Linked DNA regions of Mus musculus: region 1 is linked to region 2. A link is a contact called in ENCODE Hi-C or POLR2A ChIA-PET data. All regions are on one chromosome and are shown on one strand. The core of a region is the stretch at or near the end of the contact, and the rest is flanking DNA. Distances in the headings are between cores, read along the strand shown.

Region 1 (6,490 bases), core at 3,260-5,759, 38 kb before region 2:
ATAACAATACATATTACATAGCGTTGGGTTATAGGGTAGCTCTTACTGTAATAGAAAACCTAGAATACTAGGCGCTTCAAGAAGAAGAAGAGCATTCATTTGCTGTCTATATAAAGATCTATGTAAGTTTTTTAAAACTGAAATTATGGATCTATGCTCATTAGGTTCCTGGTCATTTTTATCTGTCACCCCCCATGCCTTACGGAGTGCTCCTCCAAGGTGAGATGTTCTAACCTCAGAAGAAACAAATTTCCCTTTACATCACTTTCACTTGTAGGTCACTGCATAGAACTCAAATCGTGCACAGGAACCCGCGGTAACAGACGTAGAGAAATTAGGAGGTGAATTTTGTATTTAGACAGGCCTATACTTAGCTAAATATTGGATCTCTGTCATTGTCAGAGAGTGGGAGAATAAAATGGCATTGATTGGCTAAAACAACTAGCCATCTCAGCTACAGACATTTGGGAGATTTAAACAAGACAATCCAAGTTGCATGAAACCTGAACACCAGGTGGGTATAGAACCATTATTCATGTGTTCTTGCCTGTGCTGTCAGCGGCACCACGAGACGGTAGCGCACACCTTGTAACCGCATCTTGCTGATAAAGTAATCCCCAGCTGCTTCTCTTCTTTTAAAAGATACTTTGAGCTTTGTCAATTATACCATTTAAAATTTTTTTCAGTTTGTTTGAGACAGAGTCATGCTATGTAGCCCAGGCTTCCCTACACTCCTATGTAGCCTAGAGTGGCCTTGAGTTTGCATCAATTCTCTTTGGAGTCAGCCTCCAAAGTGCAGCGATTACAGGCTTAAACCATTCTGTCCAGCTTTTCAAGATCCCTTTAAGCATGTCTTCATAAACTAAAACTGTATAAAAAGGAAAGCATGGGCAAGGTGAACAGAGCAGGTGTTGGTTGTCTTGGGTGACACACACAGGGAATGGGCTGGAGTCAGTGCTTTGTCCACAGGTGCCCATGGCGTTATTAAGGAACTATAATCTAATAAAAACAGAAATGCAGGGACCAGCACTCTAACAACAAACACGTGCTATACGGATCCGGGACAGCAACTGATGCAAGTCTCTATGCTTGTGGCCCTTGCACTGTCTTCTTGTATACATGTATGCATGCCGATACAAATCCTAATTTTGGGGGGGGGGTGTAAATAAGAGTCCCTACATCTTCGTAAAGCTTTCCTGGGGCTCACAGCCTGGGGTTTACACATGATAAGCATACACTCTAGCTCTGAGCTACAGCCCCCACCTGACTTTCAATTTCTGAAGTGCTTCAACACATCCTCAACAGCTATTGCTTAAGTAGCTCACTACAGATGGCTGAGAGCTTGGTGTTAGACAGGCAGGGCTCTGGGCTTCATTTTGTCCTTATAATATCTCTACAATGTGGGCAGAACAGATGTCATCTTTACTATTTTTTAGACAGGAAAGAAGGAACTGAGGGGGCAAGGGACTTTGGTAAGGTCACATGGCTAGCCAGTGTTAGAATGGAAGGTTCTGGGTCTCTTGTGATGTCTTTTCCTGTGGTTCATCCTACAGTCCAGCTATCCATTGATTATTCATTTATACTGTTCCATGCCTTGTCCTTTGGAGCTGTGCTCACATGAACGTACTTTGTGTGTGTGTGTGAGTGAGTGAGTGTGTGTGTGTGTGTGTGTGTGTGTGTGTGTTATGTGTTCTGGCTGTCCTGTGTGCTCTCTAGCTCCATCTGACCTCTGTAACTCCAGGAGAGACACCCCACTGGACTTCTGTGATCCATTATTCCTAAGACCTCAGGTTTAGGCATCTTCCCAGAATTCCCCTTACATAGGAAGGCTGCTCAGCGTCAGGAACAGGTCACTAGGCAATGGGAACAGAACAAGGCAATGCTTGAGGAATGGTGTTGTATTATTTTTCGTGAGAATTGGTGCTGTATGCTTTATGAAGAGTTCTCATGGATGCCATCACATTTAATTTCTCCCCAGTTGTAAATAGAAATGTTAGGCTTTTTCTCATTCTCCCTAAGAGTAAGGCACCTGTTAGTGTCCAAGAATTGCTGAAGGAAGACCCCCAAACTCAAATAGTATGCAGAGGCAGAAATTACCAGCATGCAGAGGTCGACAATTCATCAAAATAGTGAGGACCTGAGGGGCTTGCAGGCCCCCTTTTATGCAGGGCTTGGAGAATTTTCCAGAAGGATTAGCTAACCTCTAATGGCCTCTAATATGATTGGGAGGGGCAAAGCAGTACCATTAGTACACTTTTGATTGGCCACTATGTTAGTTTCAATATATTTGGTGAGACCTTGAATTCCAGAGACCAGCTCAGCTCTGGCCCTGTTATCTCCTCTGGCCAGGTGTCCAGGAGACTGTCTCAGCTCTGGAGCTCTCCTCCCTAGTTCAGGGTCATCATTGACTAAAGGCCCATTGTCAGTGGCTCCTTCCTTCTGAGGAGCCCAGTATGCTGCTCAGGGAATTGAAAATTTTTATTTCTAAGGTTTGTATACCTCTCACACCTTCTTCTCCTTCTCCTCCTCCTCCTCTTGCTTCTCCTCCTCCTCCCTCCTTCCCCCCTCTTCATATTGATTTATTTATTGTTATATGTAAGTACACTGTAGCTGTCTTCATACACACCGGAAGAGAGTGTCAGATCTCATTACAGATGGTTGTGAGCCACCATGTGATTGCTGGGAATTGAACTCAGGACCTCTGGAAGAGCAGTCAGTACTCTTAACTGCTGAGCCATCTCTCTAGCCCCTCTCACACCTTCTTAGGACAATCGGATTCTGTTCATTTCTAGTTTGTAGTTTTGCATGGTGCCTTGCTGCCTCTGAATAGCTCATTCTCTTTCCAGCCTCTGGAAAGAAAGAGGTGATGGCTAAATGCCAACAAGAGGTCCCAAAGACCTTCTGTGGGTACATGGGGGCAATACAGAACTGAGGCAGTCAGGGTGGGAACCTCTTTCCACAGGAGCCAATGAGACCTTCCACCTCCTCATCCCCAGATTCCTTCCTTTCTCTGTCCCTGCATCTCCACAGCCTCAAGCAGTGCCTTTGAAACAGGGCGTTGTGTAGCTTTGTCTTCAGTGTGGAAGGAATCTACCCAGCTGCAGACTGAGGAGAGCCAATGTGCCTTCTATTCCCAGGTCTGTATCTGCCACACTGCTAACCCAACTACTGCATCTATCCCCCTCCCCCCCCCCCCCCCCCCAGTTAGAATTATCACCACAGGGATGAGCGAGAAGTATTGAGCACTGAAAAAGCGCTTGTCTCCTTGATCCATAGTGAGTTGGATCTCAAGAGGGGGCCTACAGTCCTCCACCTGTTCATCTCTGTCTTCCTTGGAACAAGTATCTTCCGGAAATCTAAACAGGGAACAGCAAATGAGTCTTGCCATCCTGGGCTATGTCTCCAACGCCCTTTTCTCAGGGCACTGTCTCGTCTCCAGAGTTTTGTTGGGACATATTAAAGACTTTGTGTGACCATGGGTCAGGTCTCATCTTTAATTTGTCTGTATTAGTAAGTAAACCAGAGCTTTGTATCTATCTTGTTCCTTTGTCTCATTTCTTAACTGCTGTAACAGTCAAACCCTTGTGGATCTCAGCAGTGCTACAGGCCAGTTAGGCCCAGAGATTTGTACTAGAACTAGGTTGCTTCAGGACTACTTATTGGCTATGGCCGCAGGGACCATTTCCCCAACTCTAGAACCATTTCCCAGCCCTTCCCCTTGCTCTATAATCGCAATGAATTAAGAACACAAATGTATAAGTGTACCTCCCAGAGAGACATGAAGTTTGTGGGTATTTTAAGACAGAGTCTGTCTTTGTTGTTCAGGCTGGCCCTGTGACTTGTTATCCTCCTGCTTCAGTCTCCTGCATATAGCCGGGATAACAGGTGGCTAGAGTGCCCCATTCCATCTTGGGTCATTTTGGGTTTATATAAAAATATGTTCGAATTCATAATAATTAAATTGTTCGTGGTATCACAGTAGTACATTCTTCTCAGTGAAAACCAGTAAGTCCATGAGAGAAAAAAAAAGTAAAACTCACAAGTATGTTAAGGAAATTGTTACTATTGCCTGACACCTGATCCTAGGATGAATAGTCTCTCTTATTCCCCCAGTCCTGGCCCCCGGATTCTCGCTCTGCTCGGGTACCCCTCACCCCCCACCCACAGAGTCCACGTAGAAAGATTCTTATCAATTATCCGTTTCTTTCAAAATACATCTCCTCCAATTCTCCGATGACCTGTCTTCTAGATCCAAGCAGCTGGAGGAGTGAGGGTTTTGTTTGAACTATCCAGCAGCTTTTCTTTTGCCCTCCTCCCTTTCCCCTCTGCCCGGCCCGGGTTAAGAACTAGGATGTCTCGATGCCCTCCACAAGCCCGCTTGCTCGCAGTCCCTAAGCTCTCCCGCCACTGGACTTCCTCCCCTTTAAGGCCCACCCCTCCCCCATGTCCACGCCTCCCAGTCAAGCCCCACCCTCGATCCTCCCCTTTAAGGACTAGCCCAGGACGCCGAGCAGCCTGTGACGCGGCCGCCGCCCCCGGGCTGGTACTTCTCGGCGCGGCGATTCCTCCGGCCGGGCCCTGCCGTCCCGCGTTCCCCGGAGCGCACGTCTCCGGGGGGAGGGAGCAGGGCTGGTGGGCGCCCGCGGCGCACAGCGGGACCCACGGGGCCCCGCGACCAGCCGAGCCTGGAGCCGGGCCGGGGCGGGGCAGCCGGCTCCAGCCCGGAGCAAACTTCGCCGCCGGGCGGGGCGTGGCGGGGACCCGGGCCCGAGCCGGAGGAGGGGGCGGCCGCGGCCCCTGCCTCTGCGCGCGAGTCGCCGGGCACCATGCTGTCGGGCTCTCCGGGCCAGACTCCGCCGGCGCCTTTCCCCAGCCCTCCACCGCCAGCCCCGGCCCAGCCGCCGCCGCCGTTCCCCCAGTTCCACGTCAAGTCGGGCCTGCAGATCCGAAAGAACGCCATCACCGACGACTACAAGGTCACCAGCCAAGTGCTTGGCCTGGGCATCAACGGGAAGGTGCTGCGGATCTTCGACAAGAGAACCCAGCAAAAATTCGCCCTAAAGGTAAGTCTGGGCCGCCCGGGATCGCGCTGAGATCCGGTGCAGCTTCCGGTCACCCCGCGAGTGGCCGGCACCCGAGAGGACTCACGGGGACTGCCATGTTGGGGTGTGAGTGGGATCCAGCCTGGTGGCCACTCTTGGGACCCGGACGGCCTCTGCTCGCTTTACCCGGCGCCGAGGACACGGTGGCCTCGTCCTCCCTCCCTCCTTCCTTTCTGCGGGCACAAAAGGCCCTTTACTCATTGAGCTGGTTGGTCGGTCGGTTTGGAGAAGTTCGCTCTCTGAGGTTTCCTTAACCCTACTCCTTATTTGGGAGCCGGAATGTGACTTCGCTCTCCTCGGCCTCGCGAGGTCGGCGCGCAGCGGTGGGGCGCGTCGGCGCGGAGCGGCGCGGCACTGGAGACTGGGGACCCCGCCTCCGTGCCCCGCGATCGTCTGGAACCGCCAGCGCCTGGCCTGCGCTGCCCCTTAGGCTTGCGCCGGGCTGTTTCCATTGCTCCCTCCACCGTAGGAAACCTTGTCTGTAAGCCAGGCTTGGCCTAGTGCTGGTACACTGGTCCCTGGTAGCCGGAGACTCAAAGGCAGGAAATACTATTCCTGCATTTGGGAAACCCACTCTTAATCTCTGTGGGTCTACCCGTCTCTGCTTCTGTCGGTGGTAGTGGAGAATGGGGATTTCAAAAGGTCCAAGTGAAGCAGGGAAGGCTGTCATTCAGGGTCACTGCAAAGTTTTCTTCTCTCAAGGGTTTCAGGTTACACCATATCTCTAAAGGTCACTTGTCAGGTTTCTTTCTCCTGGGGTGTCTCAATGATTGGAGGAGCAAAGTACTTCCTGTGTTATATTTTGCTCTTCCCCTTCAGCCCACACAACTTGCTTTGTTTCAGCTATTCTAGAGTACAGATAGATTGAGTTATGCGTGAGGCCGTTGTCATACACGGTCAACGGGACCGAAACCTGGTACTTTGTAGGGGGAAAATAAGTTTAGTTTTTATGATGTTTTGCTGTTTTCATCTTCTGCATCACATTTAAAAAACAAGCAAACAAACTATAAGCTCTTGGGGAGTTAGCTAAGCGAGGAAAGGAGTTGGTTGGGTTGAACGGTGGCTCTGACCTTGGGGACTGGAGGCAAGGGAACAGTTTGACCACAGTTAACTGTATTGTTGAGGAAGTACAGATGTTCTTTCCCGGAAAGATTCCTCTCTCCTCTGCGATGCCATCTGCCTTTACCCACCAGCAGACTGGGGCTACTAGCTGTTCACTCTCCTGCATAGTTGGAACACAGTATAAAGACTTCGCAACAAAACCCCCCGCTTCACCCCTTCCTATTCTGTTTGAATACACACACGGTCCTCTGAAGTGCTCTTGGCTGTCAATTCAGATTGCTGGTATAGTTGACAGAAGTTCGTGTACTTTTCTCCTTTGAATAGTT
Region 2 (6,225 bases), core at 2,664-5,163:
GAATCCTATGGAAAGATTACTCCATAATGGAGGACCTCATTTATAAAATAGGATGCTCCCTTCCAGAGGGTTGAGCCAGGTGAGATGACACATTGGAAATACTTAGACATTTAATTTGGAGAACTCCAACCATAAGCTATGCCTGCTACTTGAATGTTCACGAAAGAGGTTGCTGAGACTTGCCTACAGTGGCTCCAGGTCCTCCTTTCCTTTTACCCTGAAAAGCTTTGAGGCATCCATGTGGTACAAAAGAAGCATTTGTGGTCCAGAAAGAGGGACTGTGGCCTGGCTTAAGGGAGTGGTGAGTTGGTGCCCCACACAGGGCTTTCCTCCAGGCCCCCAGCTGCCTCCTGGGAATGTAGAGGTCTTGTTTAACAACACAGCAGCGCACTTGGTGCCTGAATTGGACTTGTGCATCACTCTTGGCACCAAGTCGGACTCGGCACATCCCCGCTCCAGCTGTCCCTTTTAAGTGGTGTGTAGAGGGAAACTCAAGGCTGCACCATATCCTGGGTCCCCACTGCCTGGTGTCTAGGGCTATGAATAACCCCTGAGGGAAGTGGGTGTGCCTGGGATTCCAGCTGCCCACCTCAGGGGAACTGATGTACAGGAATAGCAGCCGAGTAATAATAGCAGAACCCTGGTGTGGTGCCTGTCGTGTGCCAAGCTGGTCTTGCTAGTGTGCATTCTTGTCCTTGTTACATGTGTTTAATAGGCTGCCCCCTCAGGCCTGTCATGGGCCTGTTCAGCACATGAGAAGATGGGAGGCACCAGGGGTTAGGATCCCCACTCTCAGTGGAGTTCAGAGCCCCCTCCCTCGTTTTCCAGTGTGTGAGGTCTCTGAGGTATAAAGTATGTGGGGGCAGCTTATTTGTTGCTCCTATTGTCCTCATGTCATGCCATAGGACCAGGCTCCTCTCTGTTCTTTCCTCTTTGGCTTTTGGGTTGACTTAGACTATCTTTTCAGGAGACCCCATGATGGAAGATCTCCTGGAGGGCAGGTAAGGGGGTCAAAGGTGTACAACCAGAGTCTAGGGCCCCTGTTTTTAATCCTGTGCACAATTCCCACACCTCCCTCACTGACCCTACCTAAAACTTCCTCCCTGGGTTGTGGGCTCCATGACCTGATCCTGAACCCTGCATGCCTTTCAGGCCTCCTTGGCCTGTGTACCTTAGTTTGGAACACACATCTTTCGACCTTTTCTGCAAGAGCATTTCAGAGACACCATATAGGGCTGAGTCAAGGCACAGAATTGGTTCGAGGCTTAGCATGGGTATCATGGATTTCAGTTCCTTCCAGGTACACCTTCTCTCAATGCTGTGGTTTTTTTCTTTGTAGGAAAGTCCATCCCCCAGAGCGAAGGTCCTGAGCCCTTTGTTCTCCAGTGTCCTCTCTGCACTGTGGGAATGAGACCTTTCCCATGTGACCCTCCTGGCTGCCCAGCTCTTCCTCAGCTGGGGTGTGCTAGCAGCTTCCTGTCACCTCTCTGCCTGGATGGCTCAGGCCACCTCTCTTGTCTGTCTTTACTTAGCCATGTACTTGAGATCCGTGCATTCTTGCTTTTTCTCTCCAGTGTTCTGTATGCTACACTTGTCTACAAGTGTCTGTGGCACCTCATGGCCCCGCTCTTTGATGTTAACCCGCCCGCCTGCCTGCTATGAAGGCCTTCCATAGCTTCAATTAGTATTCATAACCAGTGAAGGTCTGATAACACTGGGTATACAGGAGGCCCTATCTCAAACAAAACCCCACTAAAACCTCTATACGTATTGTAAAAATCAAGGCTTCTCATAGTTATCCCTAATCTGCCCAACCTAGCCAAGTTTCTAGAGGATAAAACCTAATGAAGTTCATCTCAGTTACTTGTTTTCCTGTAAAATTTTAGTTTTCTCTAAGGATTGAGATTTTCCTAGTCTTTATCCAGTTGACTTCACCTGGAGGAGAGAGGCCTGCCTGCAGCAAGTGCATGCACCCACCTGTCCCACTGTGGAGGTGCAGGGGGGACACAGTTTAGATAGTAAGGCAGTTGCCACACTCCAGAAATTTTCCCTGGAGGAGAGAGCTTGAAAATACATTTACTACTAGGTGAAGGAAGAGAGAGGAGGGATTTGATTAAAGAAATCAAACTTTATTTCACCTGTGGAGAGAAGGCATCAGTATGGAAAGTGTTGGTTTTAGCTTAAGAGAAGAGAACCTTATGTAGAGCTTCTTTGTTTTTGTTGCGTTTATAAGCTGGTCTCTCTATAGTCCAGGCTGGCCTTGGACTTGCTATATTGCCCAGGCTGGCAGAGAACTCCTCCTGCCGGGCCACAAGTGCTGGGAGTATGGGTGTGGCACTACTGGACATGTATTTGCCAGGAAGGATGACCCCACTTCAGCTGGAACTGTTGAGTATGCTGGCCCTAACACTCCTGTCTGTGAGGTGGAACCTGACCCTCCCAGTGCCATGGACGAACCCCGGCTGTGGATAGCAGTGATCCTAAGACAGCTGTGTTCTTGGATCCCAAACCCAGTGTGCAGTCTACGGATCAACTTTCCTCAGAACGCTTGCCTGCACTGTCTGTTGTCTTTACGATTTTGTCTACTTTGGCATCGTGGCCTGAACGTGGGGCCCAACAGCTCCCCAGGGTGTTCATCTCTGATATCTATCTCCTGCCCTCGGATGTGGAGGCAGAGTGAGGGTGTGGGTTCCCCCATGGGATTCTTTTTACTTTTGTTCTGTACTGTGGTGGAGAATGGAAGAGAGACTTGAATTATGAATCTTTCCAGTGCCTGCCTCCGGTGGGTATCTGTCCTGCTGCACTAGCCTGGCATTTCCGATTGTCAGTCTGTTTTGGTTTTGATGTTCAGTGCCATGCGTGGTCTACAGTAGAAGTTCAGTCACTACTTGATTATGTGCACATGGAATTGGCCAGTGTCTCTTTCTGTTCCTCCTACAACATGGGAAAATAAAAATGCACACCCCGTGACCCCCACCCCCCACCCCAACCCCATACAAGCTTGTGCCATGCTCTCATTTGACCACAAGGTGGCAGTGTGACACAAAGCACATGGGAGATAGCTGTCTTCTTTGTGGGTTTCTGCTTGAGAAGTTGCCTCTTTGAAGCCACTTTGAGAAGTTTCAGCCTCTGACAGTTTCTTAGACTCTGAGTGATAGGGTGGAAAGACTTGGAATTTGTCTGTCAGGCCTGATGCAGGCTGTGGCTGTCATCCTAGGAGTTTAGCCTTGGGCAGGCTACTCTCTGAAATGGGTCAACGTGACTATAGCCTGAAAGCACATTAGTGTTATTGGTGGGGATTCCGAGCTTGTCTCTGGCTGTCTGACCCCACTTCCCAGACCTCAGCTCTCTTCTTGGTCTCCCTGCTTGTCCACATTGGCCTCATTCTAGTCAGTGCCCAGTCTCCACCTTATCGAAGGCCCCCCGCGCCTGCCTGCTGCCTGCTTGTCCGTCTGCTCTCTGGCCTGTTTCCCTGCCAGCTCAGACTGCAGAATGTCCAGAGCTGTTGGAGAGTGTGATGTATGGGTAGATCTGTTCAGGTCTTTGTCTTACAGATTTTGGCTTCTGTGCCCTGCATTGAGCAGGCATTCTAGTAAAAATGATAGCTGTTCCTACTGAGCACAGTTTAACCCTCATAGCATAGCTGTGAGCAAAAGTGGCTACTCCACTGTACAAAGCAGAGGTCTGTTAGGATGCCTTTGGTTCTAACAATGGAATTCTCCTAAAAGAGTTTAAACAATCAGGAACATTTTCCATTTATTTATTTGTTTTGCTTTGGAAGCAGGGTCACACTCCCTGGTTTCATTGAGGAGCCACAGTCGGCCCTGAATCCCCACTTTCTTGCCTTGTCTCCTGGTTGTGCCTGGCAGGAAACAGGCTGCTTGGTGATGTCCCAGGGATCCTGGGAGCTGCTGTCTCTCACTGGCTTCTCACTGCTCTGTGGCCAGACCCTTTACTGGGACCATGGTGACAGCATGCTCCTAGCTGCCAGGTGCTGGAGACAGTGTTGGTCCTGTGCTCTTTCTGTGATTGTCTCTCAGTAAATTGCCATCAAAGTTCTTCTGGGCCATTTGGACATTAGGCTTGTTCTTAAGCTAGTCAGTAGCTAAAGGGCGGAAACAAGTAGCTGGCTTAGACTGACCAGAATCCGGCCTTTTAAGGCTGATGAGGGTCCAGCTTGACTTCATGCTCCTGGACACCCAGTCCCAGGAGCAAGAAGGGACATGAGTGTGGCTCAAGGCTGCAACTCTGGCAAGCAGCAGGGTCCCAATCAGCATCGGGCTGACTCCAGAGACCACCGGGCTGAGTCTGCTATAGGTTTGAAGTTTCTGTCCCTGAGGATTCTGGAGTCGCTCCCTTTCTTGTCCTTGAAGTGGTTCCTTTTGTTCTGACTCCGTGGGACACTGTCCTCCAATACTTAACTGCTGCCTCTCCTTCTGTAGACTTCATGCTCTTAGCTGATGGAATGAGAGTTGTCTCAGCTTCCTGTTCAGGCTCTGGAGAGTCAAGCTGAAGTGTTGTGTTGAGTGATTAGAGTCATCTTAGGGTCCTGGAAGGGGAGAGGTTGGGGAAGATGCTGTGAGAGTGACCTTGGGGGGGGGAGAGAGAAAGGAGAGAGAGAGAGAGAGAGAGAGAGAGAGAGAGAGAGAGAGAGAGAGAAAGAAAAAGAAAGAAAACATTTGTAGTGTTGGTGGGGCCAGCTGTTTCTCGTAGCCCTGTGTCACTCAGGAGGTGTTGGCCTTGCAGATGCTCCAGGACTGTCCGAAGGCGCGCAGAGAGGTGGAGCTGCACTGGAGGGCCTCCCAGTGCCCACACATTGTGCACATCGTGGATGTCTATGAGAACCTGTATGCCGGGAGGAAGTGCCTGCTGATTGTCATGGAGTGGTAAGTAGCCTGCAGGGTTCTGACCATCCTATCCCCATGCCATGATGAGGTGCCTCTGCCTCTGCAGACAGCCCACTATGGATCTTGAAGCTTGGGATATCAGCATCTGGCTTCCTTTGGGGGCAGTGGAATGCGTGGGGGTGGGGTGACATGCTGGTTGACAGATCTTTCACTGTACCTTTTTTTTTTTTTTTTTTTCCTTTCAGTCTCGATGGTGGAGAGCTCTTTAGTCGAATCCAGGACCGAGGAGACCAGGCATTCACAGAAAGAGGTAGAGAGGGTCTGCTGTGGCAGTGGCTTTGTGTGCACAGCAGTAGGCAACTGTAGGCTCTTTGAAGGGCCCTGTCACAGGAGTGGGGGAGGGTGTTGCCTTCTCAGGCTCACTGCTGGCCATGGGCCTCTCTCCCTTAGCCATGGCAGGGTCAGCTCCTAGCTCCTTTGTGTGTCTGATGAGTTGGTGGGTGTGGGAGACTGGGGCTGCGTCAGCAGGTTGGTGTCTGAGCTTTCAGACCTCCAGCTCGGGTTTTCTCTCTCGTCTGCAGAGGCGTCAGAGATCATGAAGAGCATCGGCGAGGCCATCCAGTACCTGCACTCGATCAACATTGCTCACCGGGATGTCAAGGTGACACCTGCTTATATAAACCCCATGCTCCCTGACTGCCTGGTCTGTCAGCGTAGGATGGGTCTGCAGCCCAGTCTGTGGCTTGTGGGGCTTGGGACAGGGGACCACAAACTTGGTAGTGAAGCTCAGTTTGGTTGCACTCAGCCTGTGGCTGCTCGTCAGCACCTCACCGTCCCACACATGGATTTCTGAGTCAACAGGAGTCCCCATGGCTCCACGCGGCAGTCTCTGTAGCAGGGAGCCGATGCCTTCACGCTGCCCGCTGCAGAGGGGCTGGATGGATGCAGTGGTTGAGCGGATGAACGGAAGGCACAGTCCTTCCCACTTGGGTTCCTCAGCATTTCCACAGGGATCTTATCCACTCATGTCTCTCTCCACAGCCTGAGAACCTCTTATATACTTCCAAAAGGCCCAATGCCATTTTGAAACTCACTGATTTTGGCTTTGCCAAGGAAACCACCAGTCACAACTCTTTGACCACTCCGTGTTATACACCATACTATGTGGGTGAGTTCAGGGGAGGCCCAAGGACTGAGTCTTTGCCTCGTTTTGCTCATCTCAGGAGACCATAGACCTAGGCATGCTGGGTCTTTATGTCCCTAGATGTACTAGATCTGACAGGGCCCCGCCATGAGTGGGCTGCCAGAGTTAAGCTGTGATTGAGTGCTATGAAAATGCTCTGCTGGGCTGAGGGCAGCACTTGGGATCTGTGTACTC

The links. A loop is a pair of places that touch in the nucleus more often than their neighbours do. ChIA-PET counts read pairs that join two places held with the same protein, here RNA polymerase II (POLR2A).
Region 1: a map of gastrocnemius shows a loop between it and region 2 (4-fold over the local background). The contact joins the promoter of Mapkapk2 here to the enhancer-like site in region 2. A Hi-C loop is called at or near these places in 11 of 37 maps with a recorded cell type or tissue (CH12.LX, Patski, gastrocnemius and 2 more). POLR2A ChIA-PET finds 5 or more read pairs at or near these places in 1 of 5 experiments (Patski).

Annotation. Positions count from the first base shown.
Region 1 is chr1:131,095,862-131,102,351 of GRCm38, reverse strand. It overlaps Mapkapk2 (MAP kinase-activated protein kinase 2), which reads left to right and starts at 4,509. Exons shown (of 10, transcript NM_008551.2): 1 at 4,509-5,063. The coding sequence starts at 4,827.
Region 2 is chr1:131,057,284-131,063,508 of GRCm38, reverse strand. It overlaps Mapkapk2 (MAP kinase-activated protein kinase 2), which reads left to right. Exons shown (of 10, transcript NM_008551.2): 2 at 4,747-4,886; 3 at 5,093-5,157; 4 at 5,429-5,508; 5 at 5,889-6,015. Among named protein-coding and RNA genes, the nearest start is that of Mapkapk2, 37 kb to the left of the region's middle. Within about 2 kb of position 3,913, at least 2 of the 3 ENCODE cell types and tissues checked have a DNase peak (open chromatin) inside an H3K27ac peak, as active enhancers do; they include gastrocnemius and heart, where a contact is called at or near this core.